2 separate regions of the Homo sapiens genome follow, and region 2 is linked to region 1. Evidence: read pairs that join two places in POLR2A ChIA-PET (ENCODE). Cell type or tissue: K562. All regions are shown on one strand. Each heading gives the region's core, and the rest is flanking DNA. Links, peaks and the distances in the headings are about the cores only. Region 1 overlaps SAMD4A (sterile alpha motif domain containing 4A). Region 2 overlaps GCH1 (GTP cyclohydrolase 1).

Region 1 (10,524 bases), core at 3,620-8,619:
TCCTTGATACTGGGAAGTGTCCATGGAGGCCTCTGGGGAGGCTCCAGGCTTGTAGGAAGCATATATGGGTCCTGGAAGGTGAGAGGTGGCCTATTTTGGAGTAAAATACCCACTTTGACATGTTAGACACAAAGAGGGCCTAACCTTCTCCCCGCAGTTTCCGTTAGAGATGACAGGCGAAAGTGCTGTTTTAAAGCAGCCTGCTTTGTGTCATTAAACAGTGGCTGTGTCCACATCAAAGGCTGCGCCTTGTGTGCCTGCACAGTCCTTAAAGCTTCAGAGGAAAATACATGCTTGGTAAAGAGTGGAGGTTAAAAGTCTCAGGACTTTTCGAATTTGGGGGAATCCTGAGGACTTGCTTTTCAAAGACCTCAGGGCTCTCAGCCTATCAGAGAAGAGTTAGCACAACTCCTGGCCCAGGGGCACTCATCCCTGTGGGTCATATCTTGGCATTTGGAAATTAAAAACAAAAATAAAGCACATTTATTCAATACTGGCCTTCCTTTAAGTGAATTCGAGCAGGCAGCTAGAAAGTCAGCATCAAGAAAATAATGACCAGTTTCAATGACAGCCATGCTGAAACATGTCCCAGCCACTCATGGAGCTTTGCCACTCCCACTCCATCACTCAGACCTCTGTGACCCTCAGAACTGCTGTATCTGCAACCTTTCTTACAAAGGTTTCTGACAGGTTCCTTTTTCTTAAAGAGGATCTCACCTCTCCATAATTTTTCCATTCTCATTCTGGAGAAGCAGAGGTTCAAAGGTCTACATTTCAAAAAGAACTGAAAACCCCAAACCCGCTATTTCAGAGTAGACCACATATTTCCTTTACTACAGAGAGAAAAAGTTTTTCTAAGTTTCATCTAACGAAAGTCTCCTTAGAAAAGGCAAACAACATATTTTCACAGTCAATGGCCCCTCCACTCTTAATTGCTATATTTCCATCAAGGTTCCTGGGGCCAGTTGTTTCTTTTTCTACTTTTATCATGTCTATACACAAATAATACATCAGTTTCAATGACTTCTACATTTGTGTGCTAACATAATGCCAAACATCATAAGCATACTCAGTTGGTGTTGATTCGTAACAGTGAGGCTGAAGCTCGCAGCAAGAGAAACAGAGTGCCAATCTCTACCCCTCTTCACACAGGCAAGTACAACAAGAAAGTCATAGAGCTCCTTGCTTCCTAGGAGCCCAAATCTATGGCTTTTTCTACCCAGCTATCTGGAATGAAGTCCCTCAGATGAACTTGGCTTCAGGTAAGTGTAATATTATGCTGAAACTGCAGGCGAGGAGAGGAAGTCGGGGCTGTTAGTGAGGCTGGGTCAGCCAAGAGCATGGTGCACTGTGGGGCCCACTGAGGGGGTTGCACACCTCCACTGGGATGTTCTACAGTTCCCACACTCACCAGGCCCCATGCTGCCCCCCCCATTCTATTTCTCCTCCTCTATGTCCTTTGCCTTAGATGACACCATGGCTTATCCATATGTCCCAGGCAGACACCTGGGCATCATCCTAAATTTCTCCTGCTCCATCACTGTCTATTCAATTGGTTACCAAGCCCTCTCAGCTCTATCTCATGAAGAACCCCGAATACTCCTTTGTCTCTATTCTCACTGCTGCTTGCATCGGTCCCACTTCCTTTTCCCCCTCAATTACTGAAACGTCCTCCACCTCTCTGCTGGCCTTCAAATCTGGAATCCTCTGTCCCTTCCGCACTTTGATGTATATTCCACTCTGCTTTGAAGGTCATATTTCTAATATGTAGACCTAAGCAGGTCATTCTGCTGCAGAAGTTCCTTCAATAGCTTTGGGATAAAAGAGAATGTCCTTTGCAAGGCCCAGGGTCTGGTTTCTCCCTCTCCAGACCTCTTTTTCCCATGTGCCCTTAACACTCAAGCCATGGGATCCACTTGGTCAAGCACCCTTGTCATTGTGATTTCGTGAATGCTGTTCCCTCTACATAGAATGCCCTTCCTTCACTTACTATTTGGCTGACCTGTAGTCATGCTCTGAGACTCAGCTCTAGGCCTCTCCTCCTCTAGGAACTTTCCTTGACTTATCTCCACTTTGAATGAGGGTCATTCATGGTGCCTGCCCTGACCCAGGGCAAGTCTTTAAGACAGCATATTTTCATAGCAGGGCACTTGCATTAAGTGCCTGTTTTTTGCTCATCTGATAGTGATTCGCTTCAGGCAGGAACAGTAGCTCTCAGCCCTGTCTGCCCAGAAACTAGTTAGTCCAAAGTTTCTCTCAGCAGGTGCTCAAAAAAGTCAACTGACTTGAATGAGGACAAAAGTAACCTGTGAATGAGTCTTTTCCCCTGCTCTTTCCTCCCATATAATGCAGCCACATCATTCATCATAGCTGTGGCATTTTGTTAAGTCTTAGCGTGTTGGGTTTATGTACCATCTTTGAGAACATGGTGCTAATGTAAGTGGGAAATGTGCATCTTCTGCCAAATGACTTCTATACTTTCTCTCCAGGAAATTAAGAGAACGTCTTTTCTCTCTCTCTTTTTCTTGGCCACCTGAAAGTCTTGTATGAGACAAGAGGCAACAGAGCACATTCCACTCATGAGTTGCCCAGGGAAAGAATGGTATTACTGTTGAGTACCAACTCACAATTGAGAATCTTTCCTCTGAGATAAGTCACAGTGAAGTTTTTGAAATGAACAAACACAACTGGATGTAGAAACCAAACCAGCCTCCTTAGTCCAAACATGTATAACCAGTAGCCTCCACAGGGAAGGGTAAAGGGAAGAAAGTTCCTATTTCAGTTGTTTCCCACTTCTCTTGGGTTAGTTTCAAGCTAAATTGTGGATCTCATTTTTTCTTTAGCTTGAGATATTAGCGTGAGATCTTTACCTCAAGAGACATTTAATCTGTACTTTGAAGTCTACTTAAACCATAAGGATGGACATTTACTAAAGAAGGAAAACCAAAGCACTGTGGGCAGATGTCATTAATCCTTTGAGAGTAGGAGCTGGTCTGCTTGGGAGAGAACTTAGTGACAGTCCCTGGCAGGGAACGCTAACACCAAGACAAGAAGGGGGCTTGATCCATGCATGGGAAAAACGCAAAGAGCAAGAATGCTGGACCATGAGATTTATTCCATACCCTTGACCCAAGAGGCACACTCCTAACGGAGGATGTGTAGCCAGACCTGGCCAGTCTAGCTAGATGAAAGGAAGGAATGGATGATTACCACAGTGTTTCAGAGAGATATTCACAGCTGTTGGCCATAAAGAGGAATTCACACTAAATAAAGTTCAACTATAGTAACTTTTCATTCTTTTCCCAAGGTGCACGATGAGAGCAAGACACATTCCATATGGATTTGAGAACTCTTCCAAATTCTACTAAGCTTTCTTATTGTTCTTCTAAACTGGACGTTTAACGATTAGAATAATAGCATTAGATGATGGCACCCCAAAGTGGACCAGCAAGTACTTTAAAACAGCTGACACTCCTGCCAAAGGGCCTGGGTCATAGAAAAGAAAGATTGTAGAGCCAAGAGGAAGAGTCAGCTCTTTTTCAAAGCACCTCACTTGGTTTTATATCTCATTTATTTATTTTTATTTTTTATGTTTTTATTTGAGATGGAGTCTCACTCACTCTGTTGCCCAGGCTGGAGTGCAGTGGCGCGATCTTGGCTCACTGCAACCTCTATCTCCTGGGTTCAAGTGATTCTCCAGTTTCAGCCTCCAGAGTAGCTGAGATTACAGCTGCGTGCCACCACACCTGACTAATTTTTGTATTTTTAGTGGAGAAAGGGTTCTGCCATGTTGGCCAGGCTGGTCTCGAATTCCTGACCTCAAGCAATCTGCCTGCCTCAGCCTTCCAAAGTGTTGGGATTACAGGCGTGAGCCACCGCACCCAGCCATATCTCATTTCTTTAAAAGTGTGAATTATTTTGAAAATTTAAACCAGCACCTGCTCTTAGACACGGAGATCAAATGACAAACCCTTGGGTTAGGAGCAGGGCTGCTCCTTGGGTGCACTCATAGGAAGTCGTTTTGAATAACATCTGGTGGCGGAAGAGTCCTCAGCAATGGCATCTTGCAGCAAGGCTGGGGAGGGACATTTCTATTGAACAAATACTGGCCCGTGACACTTCGGAATGCTAGTGTTTTTGGGTGTGGACATTTTTTCTGTCTGACCTGTCAGCTAAACTGCAAATATACTTTTCCCACAAATAGAATCCTTCATCATCTATAATGTTTCTTCCTTCAAACTTTTTTTTTTTTTTTTGCCATTTAACTTGCTATTGACTTTATACTTGGAATCCCAATCCAAGGAAGTTCTTGGAAGAAGGGAAGTTCAATAGGTCAGAGAAGGTGGAAATACAGCAGGCCATCAAATAACCTGTTTTCTGGCTGCACCCCTTGGGCCTATAAAGAAAATCCTGGATATGAGATCTTGTCTGTGCCATTTTTTTCTGACTGAATAGGCTCTGAGGAGACAGTTCTCACCAATTCTAATGAAAGGAATCACAGAGGCTTAGATATGGTATATTCCTTAACCTTTGCAATATTTTGGCTTTTGTCCCAAAATGGGGATAGGGCATTTATTCAACTTTTCTCTCATTTCTCTTAAAAAACCTGTTATCTTTATTTCTCACCTCAAAATGGCAGCACTCAATGAGCATACCTTGACCTACTTTGGGAGAATGTTGAAAGTGTGCATAAGGGCCTCAAAAAAAAAAAAAAAAAAAGAAAAGGAAAGAAAGAAAACAAAGTAAAAGGAAGAAGAATAAGTGTCCAAAAACCAGACAGTGGAATCAGCATTCTTCTTTGGACAAGATCTTTCTCCTGGTGAATGGCCCTTCTATAGGATCCTCCTTACCCTTCAAACACAAAGGCCAATGCTTCCTCCCCACAGTTACCAACTAGAACCGCAACACAGGCTTTCTTGGAAACAGACACTGAACTTCACCTGGAAAGAAGCTAGTTAAAAGCAACGGCTGTCTCAGCCTCCCTTGGTCTTTCAGCTATTTTGATGCCGATTGACAGATGCCAAGCCAGTCTACCTACAGCAGGGTTGAGCCTCACCTGCTACGCATCACCTGGGGCTCAGCTGCTTAAACACATAACCATGTAGCATAAAGTCAGAAGTGGGTTTTGCTAGTGCTCCAAAATTGTGATACAGTCCCCTGAAAACTCTGAAGTAGAAAGAGGACATACATCCCCTTCGTACCCAAGTGACACATGGCTTTTGCTGCCTGTTATATACCTTTAAAGACCCATTTGTATCAGCATTAAGACACATCCCCTCACTCTGGGCACTCAGCCCTGGAACCATCAATGAAATGGGGGTGGGATGGAGAGGACACAGGCCTAAGCAGGAGGAAGATTCAAGGAATGTGCCAGGGGAGCAGCTTCTTGTCAGCCTCATTCCCAGAGTTGACAAGCTCCATTTTTTCAGTCCGGTGCTCCCTTATAACCAGTGGTTGGGCAGTCATGGGCATGCTTTCTGTGCCAGGCTTCCGTGAAGGGAGGGGAATCAGTACAGAGCTTCCTATGTCAACACTGATCATTCACAAGGGGAAGATCGGAAACAGCAAACCTCAGGACTATTAATGCCAGCAAACAGGATGTTCTCAGAGCCTCCCTTCAGCATGCTAGTCCCCAAAGCATGAGTGGTTACTGTTTCACCATCTAAAATTGTTACTAGTGTGTCTCTGAATGTGCATCTTTGCCTAAGGGCTTCCCAGCCCTTGTACAAGTGGAGTCTAAAAATATAGCATGCACGTATCCTCTTTGTACCTATCATAAGTAATTTGGAAATCTATCTCCTGATGAATATCTTTTAGAAGAGGGTAGATTCACAAGGCAATGGAGGAATTTATTTATGCTACACAAAAGGCCTTTATCACCTGTATGCAAATCTGTTATCAGGATTAAAACACTGTTAGAGATTCTCAGTGGTATTTTCATGTCCCTTAAATAGATGCAGAGGAAAGGGTTTAAAGGTTTCTTTGGATATCAAAGAGAAGAGGAGAGAGAAAGGAAGCACTACTGCAATTCTGCATTAACATAGACTTATAAAGGAAAAAAAAAAATCCCGTGGTTTGTTTTTCTGAATTACTGACAGGTCCCTGGCCACAGCAATGAGGTACAAGGTTGGAGCAGCTCAGTAGCTTTACAAACAGAAGATCCTATCACCATTAGCTGTGACTCATTTAATGGTCTACAAGTCACTGCAATGCAAAAAAAAAAAAAAAAAAAGAGAGAGAGAGAGAGTGGGTTGACCTCTCTTACTCTGGTTCCTATTTCCCAGATTTTGGCAAGAAGCACTGGAAGGGGAATCTGAGCCCTTTCTGCCATGGTCAACCTGGAGTTCTGGAAGGGACAGATCAAATGCGTAAGCCTGGGGAAGGGGTGGGCTCCTTCTCTCTTGCTGACTACCTCTCTTTTTTTACCCTCTGGTCTCCAATAAAGGGAGGGGCTCTTTCCCCAGTGGTTTCTCATTTAGTCACTCACCTTTCATCCCACTACCTTCTTCTTGGAATGTGTTACGAGCAGTGGTCTGATCTTCTAAGTGTTCACTCCCACCACTTCCTGAAGAGGCTACACTGCTTTGTGGAGACAGGGGGGCATGATCGGATGGGAGGCACTGGGGTCCTCTAGCTCGTAAGTCCTCATGAGACATCCATCCATGTCCTAGAGGCTGGTTTGGCACATTCATGGGTGGGGTAAGGGACACAGATCGTTTCAAAGGGCTGTGGTGTGCCTGGCCTGAGAGAACTGGAAAAAAAAATAAAATGAAATAGGTTATTCCCCCCCCTTTATCCTGGGACACCGAAGAACCCACAATACCTCTTAACCCTGAGAGATACCACTAACTGTCTTACAACTCCATCCATGGTCACAGCAGGTTGAATACAGGCCTGGCATGGTCGTTTTCTTCAGGTGGTTTAAAAGGATGCAGTCTGTCCCTCTCAGTGGGTTAGGTTTCTCCAAGGAGGCCAAACCTATAGTGCCCACACATTGGTCCTTAGCCTTTGTGGGTCTGGATCTGGTTTTGGTTCTAACTCTAGAAATCAGGATTCATAGGACGGGGTCCGTAAATCAGGCAAGGCTTGACAGCCATATCTGCCAAAAGCAAAAAGAACATGTACTGGACAAGTTTGTTGCTGTTGTTTTTTAAACAGAAATTCTGACATTACCCATGTTGTTCAGGAGGACATCTTGAAGGGCAGCCGGGCTGGCCATTGTTTGGGATCTTTGCAGGGCTGAACCAGAAGAAGGTGGACTAATCTTTCCAACCAGGATTCAGGGAACTATGGCCTCTGCAGGGTGGTATGGCTCAGCAAGGGCCCCAGTACTAACATGACCTCAGGGTATGGGGCACTGCAGCTACCTGTCGGTGAAAGGGCTGCTTCTTCTAGGGCCGATTCTTTCCCTTAGCCTCACAGGTTAATGCCAAACTTTGTATTGCAAACACTTCCAGGTAACAAGGCTTTCATTCAGGAAGCTGGGAATGAATGGTTTTTACCAGCATGTTCAGCCCTTCTACACAGTGGGCAACATCTGCGCAGCCCCCATCTTTAATTTCTTTTCCAGAAAACTAGGAAAAAGCAACATAACTCATATAACTAGCCAAATTAAATTGAAGTCATTCGAGGGAGGGATTTAACAAAAACCAACACTGAAGGAGCCGATGTTACCCTTGGTTGGTTTTTCTGGTGTGTAAAGTGACAACTTTACAAAATAAGTCTATTCATAACATTCTCTCAGCACCAGTTCCTGACAGGTCCAGTTTATTTTGACTGCTGCTGTACTAACACGGAATTGAGCCACATGCATTTTTAAACATTTTTCAGGGAAGCCATTAAATTCCATCTCAGGCTGTATCCCCATCCATGAGGCATTTGCTCTCCCAAATTTAGATGAGCACTTCTTTGTGGGTGTTAATCTGTGTTTTTCAGTAAGCAGACCAGGCATCTCAATGGTGAGAGGTCCTGCTTTTGGTTAAACCATATTTCTGGTAGAGCAGTCCCAACATAAAGGCCTGGGCAGATTACTGTGTTCCCTACTTCAAAAGATAAAGAGCAGAGTCAAAAGGCTGGATGTTTCCAGAAAGTGTGTCTGGGGCAGTAGTGGGCTGGGTAAGCTGCTGCCAGGCAGCTGGCAGTCACCAAGCCTGAGAGCCACGGAGCTCAGGCCTCTGTGGTCAGTGTTTCCATTTGGCCTTGTGTGGCCAGAAGGGCAGCCTTGTATGTGAAGTGGGGACAATCGGAAGGGCTAGAAACTTCTTTATGAATGAAAAGGGAGGACAAAAGAGAGCTACCGAGTTTAGTATTAGTAACCTGAGAAATTTCCAATTTGGGTAGATTCTATCAAAGGCAAGGAAATGTCATCTAAATTAAAAATATGCAAAGGGAACATTGTTTAAAAAATATCGACACTAACAGGCTTAAATGGCTTGCATTGCTACTAAATAGACTCGGGAAGAAACTATTTAAAAAGGCTCCCTGGAAAATGCATTGCTACCTGGTTGGACCAGAATTAGCAAGAGGAAAAGTGGGGGGAAAGCAGAGAAAGAAAAAAAAAAAAACGAAGCGGCAGCAAAAATGAAAAGAGAAGCCAATAGGAAGAAAAGCCAGACATCCAGAAAATCCATTTCATGCCTGTCTAAGTATTTATATAAAATTGGGCAGACTGTTTACGGCTGCCCTGAGTGCTGGGACATTCCAGCTTAGACATCTTTGCTTTCTGGTACTTCTGCAACCGTTTCAGACTATCTGGTGGATGCTTTGACTGGTGCCTGCCAGGTGTACCCCAAGTGGAAGTGGGGGTTCCTCTGTATAGCCAGGATTAGAGTCAGTCTGAAATCACAGAAACAGGGCTTGTCAAAGAGGGACACACAGCTCAGAGACAGTGGGACTCTTAGTACCTGGGCTGGTTAGAGGCCATAACTGAATAGGTAACTAATCGCTAACCACGGGAGGTTACTGCTAGGATAGTCCTCATCTTCACATGGATGCTGAGAACAATACAATACGTACACTGTACTTGAATTCCATTATTTCATGGAGCCAATATGCTTCTTTCCATCTGATTTTTTAATCCATGCTATCTCCTCCACTGAGAGGCATCCTTGGGGAAGCTGTCAGTTATCCAAGGACTTCACTGGCTATTGAGATTGGAGCTAAATGTTTACCTAACTTAATGGACTTACAGGGATTTGTACATAGAAACCCACACCCATTTCTTCATACTTTTCTGAGCTTAACTGAAGTCATAAGGGATATGACATGAACTTGGCCTCTGCCTCTAAGGAAACATCAATTATACCTGAGGTGCCAGGGTCTTTTCCTGATGACTTTCTATAAAGGGCTCATACACTCTATATCATAATGAACACTTCTTGGTTCCCACTGCTGCCACCAAATTCAGGAATATCTCCGTAGGAGCCAACGTGCTGTGGCAACCAAGCACAGTGCCTCACACCAAGCTTCTGATTTGCAGACAGGGCCGTGGGTTTAGAGCCAGGCTGAATGCCACACCTCAATCAAAAGTCGTGCTAGGTAAATGCCTCTGTTCTCCAAAGGAACCAAGGCCTGGAGGCAGTACAGGCTTGTATTCTTGTGGGAAGGAGATTAAAACAGGTGACAGGTGCCTTGGCGACAGTGCCAATTTGGGGTGAAGACAGATCTTCAGGTTTAGGCAATGGTGACCACAAAGCTGATTTTGGTGTTACCTCTTGTGCTGGAGCACTTTGTTTGGCATAAAGTGACAGAGGAAATACTGTCATGGGCAGAAAGAGGCTACAAGAAAATAGGCCATGCAGTTGTGGAATTGACGAGGGGGCCAGTGGCAGAGTAGCAGTGGTTGTTTCATCCCCAGCCCCTCCCCTTTTTAAACTAAGAGATCTCATTTGAAGTGATGACAAACAGAGGGTCATATGGACATTCGGGCAGAAGTTTTTTTTTTTTCCTATGAGTAGGCAGGAAGAGTAGTAAATACAGACTTCTGAGAAGCTTAGCAGTGTGGTGCTAGCTGCCCCAGCATGTCTCTAGCCAGAGGCTTCTAGATGTTCTTGCTTGTAGACTGATGTGCAGCAGACAATGGCTAACGGTTCATTCAGACCTCAGCTACCCAGAAGTCCTATTCAAATGCTGCCAAATTAAGTATACCTTTAAAAAAAAATCTCAACCTAGATTAGAAATTGGCAAGTCCAGCAGAACTGAGGTCCTCAATTTATACTGCATTTGTGACTTTCATAATAGTGTGGGTAGAGGGACAGCATATTTCAGGATGGATTCATTATATTGAAAAGCATACTGAAAATTACTCAGGGGAACAAAATTGTGCCTTTTTCCTCTTAAAACATGGAAACCAACATTTAATAATTGTATACAGTATGAATCCAAAATTGCTTGTATTTTTAAAAACCTCTATAAAAATTTTAGATCCGTATATACACATATATATGCCAGTATGCACGCATGCATATATCATTAGGACACTAATTTTTGGAACTTTTTAAATTCAAATGAATCCGAAGTAAATAA
Region 2 (10,524 bases), core at 3,072-8,071, 130 kb before region 1:
ATTTTGAGCTGAGACAATGGGGTTTTCTAGATATACAATCATGTCATCTGCAAACAGGGACCATTTGACTTCCTCTTTTCCTAATTGAATACCCTTTATTTCTTTCTCCTGCCTGATTGCCCTGGCCAGAACTTCCAGCACTATGTTGAATAGGAGTGGTGAGAGAGCACATCCCTGTCTTGTGCCAGTTTTCAAAGGGAATGCTTCCAGTTTTTGCCCATTCAGTATGACATTGGCTGTGGGTTTGTCATAGATAGCTCTTATTATTTTGAGATATGTCCCATCAATACCTAATTTATTGAGAGTTTTTAGCATGAAGCGTTGTTGAATTTTGTCACAGGACTTTTCTGTAACTATTGAGATAATCATGTGGTTTTTGTCATTGATTCTGTTTATATGCTGGATTACATTTATTGATTTGCATATGTTGAACCAGCCTTGCATCCCAGGGATGAAGCCCACTTGATCTGGTGGACAAGCTTTTTGATGTGCTGCTGGATTCGGTTAGCCAGCATTTTTTTGAGGGTTTTGCATGGATGTTCATCAGGGATATTGGTCTAAAATTCTCTTTTTTTGTTGTGTCTCTGCCAGACTTTGGTATCAGGATGATGCTGGCCTCATAAAATGAGTTAGGGAGGATTCCCTCTTTTTCTATTGATTGGAATAGTTTCAGAAGGAATGGTACCAGCTCCTCCTTATATGTCTGGTAGAATTCGGCTGTGAATCCATCTGGTCCTGGATTTTTTTGGTTGGTAGGCTATTAATTATTGCCTCAATTTCAGAGCCTGTTATTGGTCTATTCAGAGATTGAACTTCTTCCTCGTTTAGTCTTGGGAGGGTGTGTGTGTCCAGGAATTTATCCATGTCTTCTAGATTTTCTAGTTTATTTGCATAGAGGTGTTTATAGTATTCTCTGATGGTAGTTTGTATTTCTGTGGGATCAGTGGTGATATCCCCTTTATCATTTTTTATTGCATCTATTTGATTCTTCTCTCTTTTCTTCTTTATTAGTCTTGCTAGCGGTCTATCAATTTTATTGATCTTTTCAAAAAACCAGCTCCTGGATTCATTGATTTTTTGAAGGCTTTTTTGTGTCTCTATCTCCTTCAGTTCTGCTCTGATCTTAGTTATTTCTTGCCTTCTGCTAGCTTTTGAATATGTTTGCTCTTGCTTCTCTAGTTCTTTTAATTGTGATGTTAGGGTGTCAATTTTAGATCTTTCCTGCTTTCTCTTGTGGGCATTTAGTGCTATAAATTTCCCTCTACACACTGCTTTAAATGTGTCCCAGAGAGTCTGGTATGTTGTGTCTTTGTTCTCATTAGTTTCAAAGAACATCTTTATGTCTACCTTCATTTCGTTATGTACCCAGTAGTCATTCAGGAGCAGGTTGCTCAGTTTTCATGTAGTTGAGCAGTTTTGAGTGAATTTATTAATCCTGAGTTCTAGTTTGATTGCACTGTGGTCTGAGAGACAGTTTGTTATAATTTCTGTTCTTTTACATTTGCTGAGGAGTGTTTTACTTCCGTCAATTTTGGAATAAGTGTGATGTGGTGCTGAGAAGAATGTATATTCTGTTGATTTGGGGTGGAGAGTTCTGTAGATGTCTGTTAGGTCTGCTTGGTGCAGAGCTAAGTTCAATTCCTGGATATCCTTGTTAACTTTCTGTCTCTTTGATCTGTCTAATGTTGACAGTGGGGTGTTAAAGTCTCCCATTATTATTGTGTGGGAGTCTAAGTCTCTTTGTAGGTCTCTAAGGACTTGCTTTATGAATCTGGGTGCTCCTGTATTGGGTGCATATATATTTAGGATAGTTAGCTCTTCTTGTTGAATTGAATTGATCCCTTTACCATTATGTAATGGCCTTCTTTGTCTCTTTTGATCTTTGTTGGTTTAAAGTCTGTTTTATCAGAGACTAGGATTGCAACCCCTGCCTTTTGTTGTTTTCCATTTGCTTGGTAGATCTTCCTCCATCCCTTTATTTTGAGCCTATGTGTGTCTCTGCACGTGAGATGGGTTTCCTGAATACAGCACACTGATGGGTCTTGACTTTTTATCCAATTTGCCATTCTGTGTCTTTTAATTGGAGCATTTAGCCCATTTACATTTAAGGTTAATATTGTTATGTGTGAATTTGATCCTGTCATTATGATGTTAGCTGGTTATTTTGCTCGTTAGTTGATGCAGTTTTTTCCTAGCCTCAATGGTCTTTACAATTTGGCATGTTTTTTCAGTGGCTGGTACCGGTTGTTCCTTTCCATGTTTAGTGCTTCTTTCAGGAGCTCTTGTAGGGCAGGCGTGGTGGTGACAAAATCTCTCAGCATTTGCTTGTCTGTAAAGGATTTTATTTCTCCTTCACTTATGAAGCTTAGTTTGGCTGGATATGAAATTCTGGGTTGAAAATTCTTTTCTTTAAGAATGTTGAATATTGGCCCCCACTCTCTTCTGGCTTGTAGAGTTTCTGCCGAGAGATCAGCTGTTAGTCCGATGGGCTTCCCTTTGTGGGTAACCTGACCTTTCTCTCTGGCTGCCCTTAACATTTTTTCCTTCATTTCAACTTTGGTGAATCTGACAATTATGTGTCTTGGAGTTGCTCTTCTCGAGGAGTATCTTTGTGGCATTCTCTGTATTTCCTGAATCTGAATGTTGGCCTGCCTTGCTAGATTGGGGAAGTTCTCCTGGATGATATCCTGCAGAGTGTTTTCCAACTTGGTTCCATTCTCCCTGTCACTTTCAGGTACACCAATCAGATATAGATTTGGTCCTTTCACATAGTCCCATATTTCTTGGAGGCTTTGTTCATTTCTTTTTATTCTTTTTTCTCTAAACTTCTCTTCTTGCTTCATTTCATTCATTTGATCTTCCATCACTGATACCCTTTCTTCCAGTTGATCGAATCAGCTACTGAGGCTTGTGCATTCATCACGTAGTTCTCGTGCCATGGTTTTCAGCTCCATCAGGTCCTTTAAGGACTTCTCTGCATTGGTTATTCTAGTTAGCCATTCGTCTAATTTTTTTAAAGGTTTTTAACTTCTTTGCCATGGGTTCGAAATTCCTCCTTTAGCTTGGAGTAGTTTGTTCGTCTGAAGCCTTTTTCTCTCAATTCGTCAAAGTCATTCTCCGTCTGGCTTTGTTCCGTTGCTGGTGAGGAGCTGCGTTCCTTTGGAGGAGGAGATGCACTCTGATGTTTAGAGTTTCCAGTTTTTCTGCTCTGTTTTTTCCCTGTCTTTGTGGTTTTATCTACCTTTGGTCTTTGATGATGGTGATGTACAGATGGGATTTTGGTGTGGATGTCTTTTTTGTTTGTTAGTTTTCCTTCTAACAGTCAGGACCCTCAGCTGCCGGTCTGTTGGAGTTTGCTGGAGGTCCACTCCAGACCCTGTTTGCCTGGGTATTAGCAGCGGAGGCTGCAGAACAGTGGATATTGGTGAACAGCAAATGTTGCTGCCTGATCGTTCCTCTGGAAGTTTTGTCTCAGAGGAGTACCCGGCTGTGTGAGGTGTCAGTCTGCCCCTCCTTGGGGGTGCCTCCCAGTTAGGCTACTCGGGGGTCAGGGACCCACTTTAGGAGGCAGTCTGTCCATTCTCAGATCTCAGGCTGCATGCTGGGAGAACCACTGCTGTCTTCCAAGCTGTCAGACAGGGACTTTTAAGTCTGCAGAAGTTTCTGCTGCCTTTTGTTCGGCTATGCCGTGCCCCCAGAGGTGGAGTCTACGGAGGCAGGCAGGGCTCCTTGAGCTGCGGTGGGCTCCACCCAGTTCAAGCTTCCCAGCCGCTTTGTTTACCTACTCAAGCCTCGGCAATGGCGGGTGCCCCTCCCCCAGCCTCGCTGCCGCCTTGCAGTTTGATCTCAGACTGCTGTGCTAGCAATGAGCGAGGATCTGTGGGAGTAGGACCCTCCGAGCCAAGCGCAGGATATTATCTCCTGGTGTGCCGTTTGCTAAGATCGTTGGAAAAGTGCAGTATTAGGGTGGGAGTGACCTGATTTTCCAGGTGCCATCTGTCACCGCTTTCTTTGACTAGGAAAGGGAATTCCCTGACCCCTTGTGCTTCCCGGGTGAGGTGACGCCTCGCCCTGCTTTGGCTCACTGGGTGCGCTGCACCCCCTGTCCTGCACCCACTGTCCGACACTCCCCAGTGAGATGAACCCGATACCTCAGTTAGAAATGCAGAAATCACCCGTCTTATGCGTTGCTCACACTGGGAGCTGTAGACTGGAGCTGTCCCTATTCGGCCATCTTGGCTCCACCCCCACCCTTTTTTTTTTTTTTTTTTTTTTTTTGGTAAAAACAGAGTCTGGCTAGGTTGGGCAGTCTGGTCTTGAACTCTTGGCCTCTAGCAATGTTCTCACCTTCGCCTCCCAAAGTGCTAGAATTACAGATGTGAGCCACCGCACCCAGCCTAAAAATTATGTTTGAAGTTAGCTTTATTAAGGTGTCACTTATCTTATGTAAAATTTACCTACTTTACATGTACAATGTGAATTTTAACAAACGTATGCAGTTATATAGCCACCCATACAGTGAAGATAGGAACTATTTCCATCACCCAAAAAAGTTTCTTTCTTTCCTTTTGCAGTGAAGTTCTCTCTCCTACCTCTCTGGCCCTGGTAAACCACCTGTCTGCCTTCTATCACTATAGTTTTGCCTTTTCTAGAACATAGGTAGTCTCTTCTGTGTATGGATGTCTTCTTTCACATTGTAGTGTACTTTGGAGACTCAAACCATGTTATTACATGTATCAGTAATTCATTCCATCTTCTTGCTGAGTGTACTCCATTGTTTATATGTTCCAGTTGAGGGACATTGTCCTTTTGCTTTTTAGAAAACTTTTTATTGGGCCAGGCACGGTGGCTCACGCCTGTAATCCCAGCACTTTGGGAGGCTGAGGCAGGTGGGTCACCTGAGGTCGGGAGTTCCAGACCAGTCTGACCAACATGGAGAAACCCGATCCCTACTAAAAATACAAAATTAGCTGGGCGTGGTGGTATGTGTCTATAATCCCAGCTACTCAGGAGGCTGAGGCAGGAGAATTACTTGAACCTGGGAGGCAGAGGTTGCAGTGAGCTGAGATTGTGCCATTGCACTCCAGCCTGGGCAACAAGGGCAAAACTTCGTTTCAAAAAGAAAGTTTTTATTTTGAAACAATTTTAGACTGACTTACAGAATAATTATAAAGATAGTAGAGAGAGTTTTCATATACCCTTTCCCCAGTTTCTCCTGATGTTTAACATCTCACATGGCCATGGTACAATTATCAACATTTAAGAAATTAATACTGGCTGGGCATGGTGGCTCACGCCTGTAATCTCAGCACTTTGGGGGGCCAAGGCTGGCAGATCACGAGGTCAGGAGTTCGAGACCAGCCTGGCCAACATAGTGAAACCCCGTCTCTACTAAAAATACAAAAAAATTAGCTGAGTTTGGTGGCACGTGCCTGTAGTCCCAGCTACTCGGGAGGCTGAGGCAGGAGAATCGCTTGAACCCGGGAGGCGAAGGTTGCAGTGAGCCGAGACCACGCCATTGCACTCCAGCCTGGGTGACAGAGTGAGACTTCATCTCAAAAAAGAAATTAATATTGGAGCCAGGTGGTGGTGCATGCCTGTAGTCCCAGCTACTTGGGAGACCAAGGTGGGAGGATGGCTTGAGCCGTGGAGTTTAAGACTAGCTTGAGCAATATATCAAGATCCCATCTCTAAAATAATAATAATAATAATAAGGCCAGGTACGGTGGCTCACGCCCATAATCCCAGCACTTTGGGAGGCTGAGGCGGGTGGATCACGAGGTCAGGAGATCGAGACCATCCTGGCTGGCATGGTGAAACCCCATCTCTACTAAAAATACAAAAAATTAGCTGGGGTGGTGGCAGACGCCTGTAGTCCCAGCTACTTAGGAGGCTGAGGCAGGAGAATGGTGTGAACCTGGGAGGCAGAGCTTGCAGTGAGCCGAGATCATGCCACTGCACTCCAGCCTGGGCGACAGAGCAAGACTCTGTCTCAAAAAAAGAAAAAATAATAAAAATATACTTTATTTTAAAAAGTAATATTGGTACAATACTATTATTTAAACTACAGACTTTATTCAGATTTTCATTGTCATTTCTCTAGTCTCCTACAATCTGACAATTCCTTAGTCTTTCTGTGTCTTTCATGACTTTGATGCCTTAATTTTTTTTTTTAATTTTTAAACACTTAAAAAATAGAGACAGGATCTTGCCCTGTCACTCTATTTGGAGTGGAGTGGTGCAATCATAGCTCATTGTAGCATTGAACTGCTGGGCTTAAGTGATCCTCCTGCCTTAGCCTCCTGAATAGCTATGACTATAGGAGTGTGCTGCCGTGCCTGGCTAATTTTTTTCTTATTTTTTGTGGAGATGGGATATTGCAGTGTTACCTAGGCTGGTCTCAGAATGCTGGGCTCAAGTGATCCTCCCACCTTGCCCTACCAAAGTGCTGGGATTACAGGTGTGAGCCACTGTGCCTGGCCTGATGCTTTCTAAGAGTACTTGTTTAGATATTTTGTGTCCCTAGATTTGTCTGATGATTAGGCTGCAGTTATGGATTTTTGGGAAGAATACCGCAGAGGTGATGTGCCCTTCTCATGGTGTCCTATCAGGAGCTACCTGATGTCAGTATGTCCTGTTACTGGCAAAGTTAACCTTAATCATTTGGTTAAGGTAGCCTCTGCCAGGTTTCTCCACCAAGTTACTATTTTTCCTTTTCTGTACTCTGTTAAGGCAAATTATTGCTTTTTAAATTTTGATGTACCTCAATATGCATGGGAGATACATAGCTTTGCAGCTCCCTCAATCTTAATTGTAATAATAATAGTAATAACAATAACTAGCACTTGCTCCGCCTGCATAGTTCTAAACACATGTGCCCATTTAATCCTCATGACACCCTGTGAAGCAGGCACTTTATGCTCATTTTATAGCCGAGAAGACTGAGGTACAGAGTACCTTGCCCAAGGCCTAATAACTAGTAAGTGATGGAGCCAGATCTTTTTTTTTTTTTTTTTTTTTTTTTGAGACGGAGTCTTGTTCTCTCTTGCCCAGGCTAGAGTACAGTGACATGATCTCGGCTCACTGCAGCCTCCACATCCCGGGTTCAAGCAATTCTCCTGTCTCAGCCCCCCGAGTAGCTGGGACTACAGGCATGCACCACCACGCCTGGCTTATTTTTGTATTTTCAGTAGAGACAGGGTTTGACCATGTTGGCCAGGCTGGTCTCAAACACCTGACCTCAGGTGATCCACCTACCTCTGCCTCCCAGAGTGCTGGGATTACAGGCATGAGCCACTGCACCCAGCCTGGAGCCAGCTCTTCACTTCGCCTGAGTTGAAGGGCTGACTTTAACATGGGCCATATGGTTGTCGTCAGAGCTTAGGATGGGGACGCTCTCATTCTTTGCCAGAGAAAACAAATGCTTCCTATATTTAATGCTTCTCTCTTGTTTTTTCTTTAAGACATTTTTTTGGTTTGTTTTTCCTTCCAGGAATATATCTTGTGTGACTAAAGATTTTAGTAAGCTATATGTGGCAATCATACCATATTAAAATCTTGGGGAGAAATCCAAGAAACTTTTGGAAACATTAAGGATCTATTTTTGGTCTTCTTTTCAGAAATAAGACTGAAGGTAGGGCAGAATATTCAGCATAGAAAAGTGCTGTGGTAGAAGAAATACTCAGTGAGTGACACTGCGCCTTTTTCTCCTGGGATGTTATCAGCCACTTCTACCAGGGGTGTCTCTGTTTGTCTGTATGTGTCTAACCCTGCCATGTTCGCCTTTCTTGACCACACTAATGACTTTTCTATGACACAGTCAAATGTATCTCTGAATAGCCTGACTTGGGGTAATAACTGTGGTTTACGTGATGACTTGGTCTCTGTGAGCCCCCTATTCTAGTAGCAGTGGAGCCACTGAAGGTCAGGCAGTGTGGGTGGACATTTGTCCATCTTCCTGTGACTCACTCAGCCGCCTGCCTTTCTGAGGGGAAAGAGCTGCAGGTGCAAAGCTCTAATACATCCCTTCCCTTCTCTGTCTAATTCTATTATGTATATTGCATATCCCCCAAATCCTTGAAATTACTCAGCTACGTGTCTTATTATATCTAGTCTGCCAAGCTGTCTAGGTATCAGTACAGTTTTTTTCTATGTCTATATTTATTTTCCGAAAATGAAATCCTACTGTATTTCTTTGTAGCTTCTTTTCTCATTTGACAATATAGCTGAAGAAGTTTCCATGTCATATGGCATTTATCTACAATGTTGTTTGGGTACCTGCCTATTATCAATAGCTTGGCTATATTATGATTGGTGGGGAATGTGGCTTGTTTCCCTCTATCCCTCTTCAGCATCCAGGACAGGATGTTCTTGCAGTCACCGAATGTTAGGAAGCTCAGAGTGCTCTCAGGCATCATCTGATTAATCTTTTCTTTTGCACATAGCATAGTTGAGGATAAGTCAGTGCAATTTTTAAAAATAAAGCTTTTTTTTTTTTTAATGTCTATTGTATGTCTGGCTGGAAGTGCCAGGGTCCACAGCTTAAACAAGACACTGCTTATCTTCCAAAGCCTTCCCAGAGAGGCATATACACACAAACTGTAGGATTTATTTCCTTAGGAAGGCAACTGTTTAGAATAAGTCTGATGCTAGCCTACAATATATAGAACACTTTACAAATGTAGAAAATTACTTGGGGAATTGATAATAGAGGTCAGGTTTACAGGTGTCTGGATCTGGCCTCAGAAGTCAGAGGGCTAAGGATTAGTCTTTTTCTCAGATATGGTTTTCTACATATTGATTATAGACAAAATATAAAGTAGAAGAAAATGTAAGGAAGAAAGTGAAAGTGGCCCATTTCTACTGCCAGAAATAGCCACTGTTTTATTTTGGTATAATTTTTCCTTTCCTCCCTCCGTTCTCCTTCCTCTTCCATACTGCAAATATGTTCATAATCCTGCATTTTTCATGTAACACTGTATCAAGGATTTTTAAATGTTACTTACAGAAAAGGACTTTGCTACTTTGATAAGGAAAAATATCTAGTTTTAATTTGTATTCCCTTAATATTTTAGGGAGGATTAACGTTCGTTTATGTTGACTGTCTATTCATGTTTATCCATAATTCTACCTTTCTATAAAATTGGACATGTTACTAAAGCAAGCCTCTGATTTCAGATGTCCTAAACGATGCTATATTTGATGAAGATCATGATGAGATGGTGATTGTGAAGGACATAGACATGTTTTCCATGTGTGAGCATCACTTGGTTCCATTTGTTGGAAAGGTAAGGTTCTCTTTGTTGTTTCCCAGCAATTTAAAACATAGTGAAAGTTTTTCAATTAGAATAATTATATTTAAAATTTTTAGCTGCCAATTGCTGATATCTCAGGTATTTACAATTATACATATATGGTTATTCTTTATTAACCTGACTAATAACTTGAAACTTAAAAAACAAAACCAAAGTAGCAGAAGGCTCTCAGGATAAGCCTTTCATGTTAAATACCAGGTTCATAGGTTAAAATAATGAGGTTTAAGTAGCATCTCTCTCTCTCTTTTTTTTTTTTTGTAGCTACTACAGGCTCTGAAAACCTTTAACCTTTATTTATTTATTATTAGCATCCCAATCTAGAGATGCCCTTTATTTTAACTTGAATAATGTTTGATCCAAGATAGATATGTATGTATGGCATGTCATGAGCAACAATAATTGCAGAATTTCTTGTGACAGAGGTTATGGTATTTGTGGATTTGTTTCCATTCCTTTCTATATTAGGAAAAGTGAATCTAATGCATTAGATTCCTCAGCACCTCTGTGAATTTCTTTTGTCAGAAATGTTTAGTCCTAGTCTTATGAAACTTTAGATCTAATCTAGTTTACAGGAAATCCAGAGGCTGAATGGAACAAATCCAGAAGGTGGGGCACTCTGCTGAACAGCTGGCCTATTCTCTTTTCAATAGAGAATATTATGGGTGGGAGCACTATTTTAGGACAAAAGGGACTTAAGAGGTATAACCAAATGCAGTGTAAATACAAATGTGTGACTCTCCATTGGATTCCTGTTTAAACAAACCAAAAGTAAAACATTTGAGACAATTGGAGGAATTTAAATCTGAGTTAGTTATTAGATGTTGTCTAGGAATGACTACTTAACATACCTTTGAGAACATGTGGTATAGAACAAAGAGTTGTCCCATTTCCCTACCCCCATCATAATTTTATTTAATTTTGACTCTTTATTAATAATCTTTAAACAGAAGACTTACAAGAAGCAGTGTTATGAATACTTATATACCCATCAACTAAAGTTAAAGTGTTAACATTTGCTTCATTTTTGTCTTTGTTAAAGTATTGTATCTTTTCACTTTTTTATGGAAATAATATATAGATAGAAAATGCATAAAACTTAAGGGTGTTCCTTACCACTTCAGAGATCAAGAACTAGAATAGGCTGGCACGGTGGTTCATGCCTGTAATCCCAGCACTTTGGAAGGCTGAGGTAGGTGGATTGCTTGAACCC

What was found. Peaks named below come from ENCODE experiments on the same cell type or tissue, not always from the same donor. Only the 100,000 strongest peaks of a DNase experiment are listed, where the experiment ranks them.
Region 2: POLR2A ChIA-PET joins it to region 1 with 6 read pairs; 1 of 35 experiments calls an interaction of 5 or more read pairs at or near these places.

The regions. Positions count from the first base shown.
Region 1 is chr14:54,733,251-54,743,774 of GRCh38, reverse strand. SAMD4A (sterile alpha motif domain containing 4A) reads right to left here. Exons shown (of 13, transcript NM_015589.6): 4 at 6,488-6,751. Among named protein-coding and RNA genes, the nearest start is that of SAMD4A-AS1, 51 kb to the right of the region's middle. In K562, for the core only: no CTCF peak of the experiment used is centred there; a DNase peak (open chromatin) is centred at 6,174.
Region 2 is chr14:54,864,090-54,874,613 of GRCh38, reverse strand. GCH1 (GTP cyclohydrolase 1) reads left to right here. Exons shown (of 6, transcript NM_000161.3): 2 at 9,178-9,287. Among named protein-coding and RNA genes, the nearest start is that of MIR4308, 8.8 kb to the left of the region's middle. RefSeq lists an enhancer at 3,303-3,908. In K562, for the core only: a CTCF peak has its summit at 7,736; a DNase peak (open chromatin) is centred at 7,823; H3K4me3 peaks cover 1,073 bases.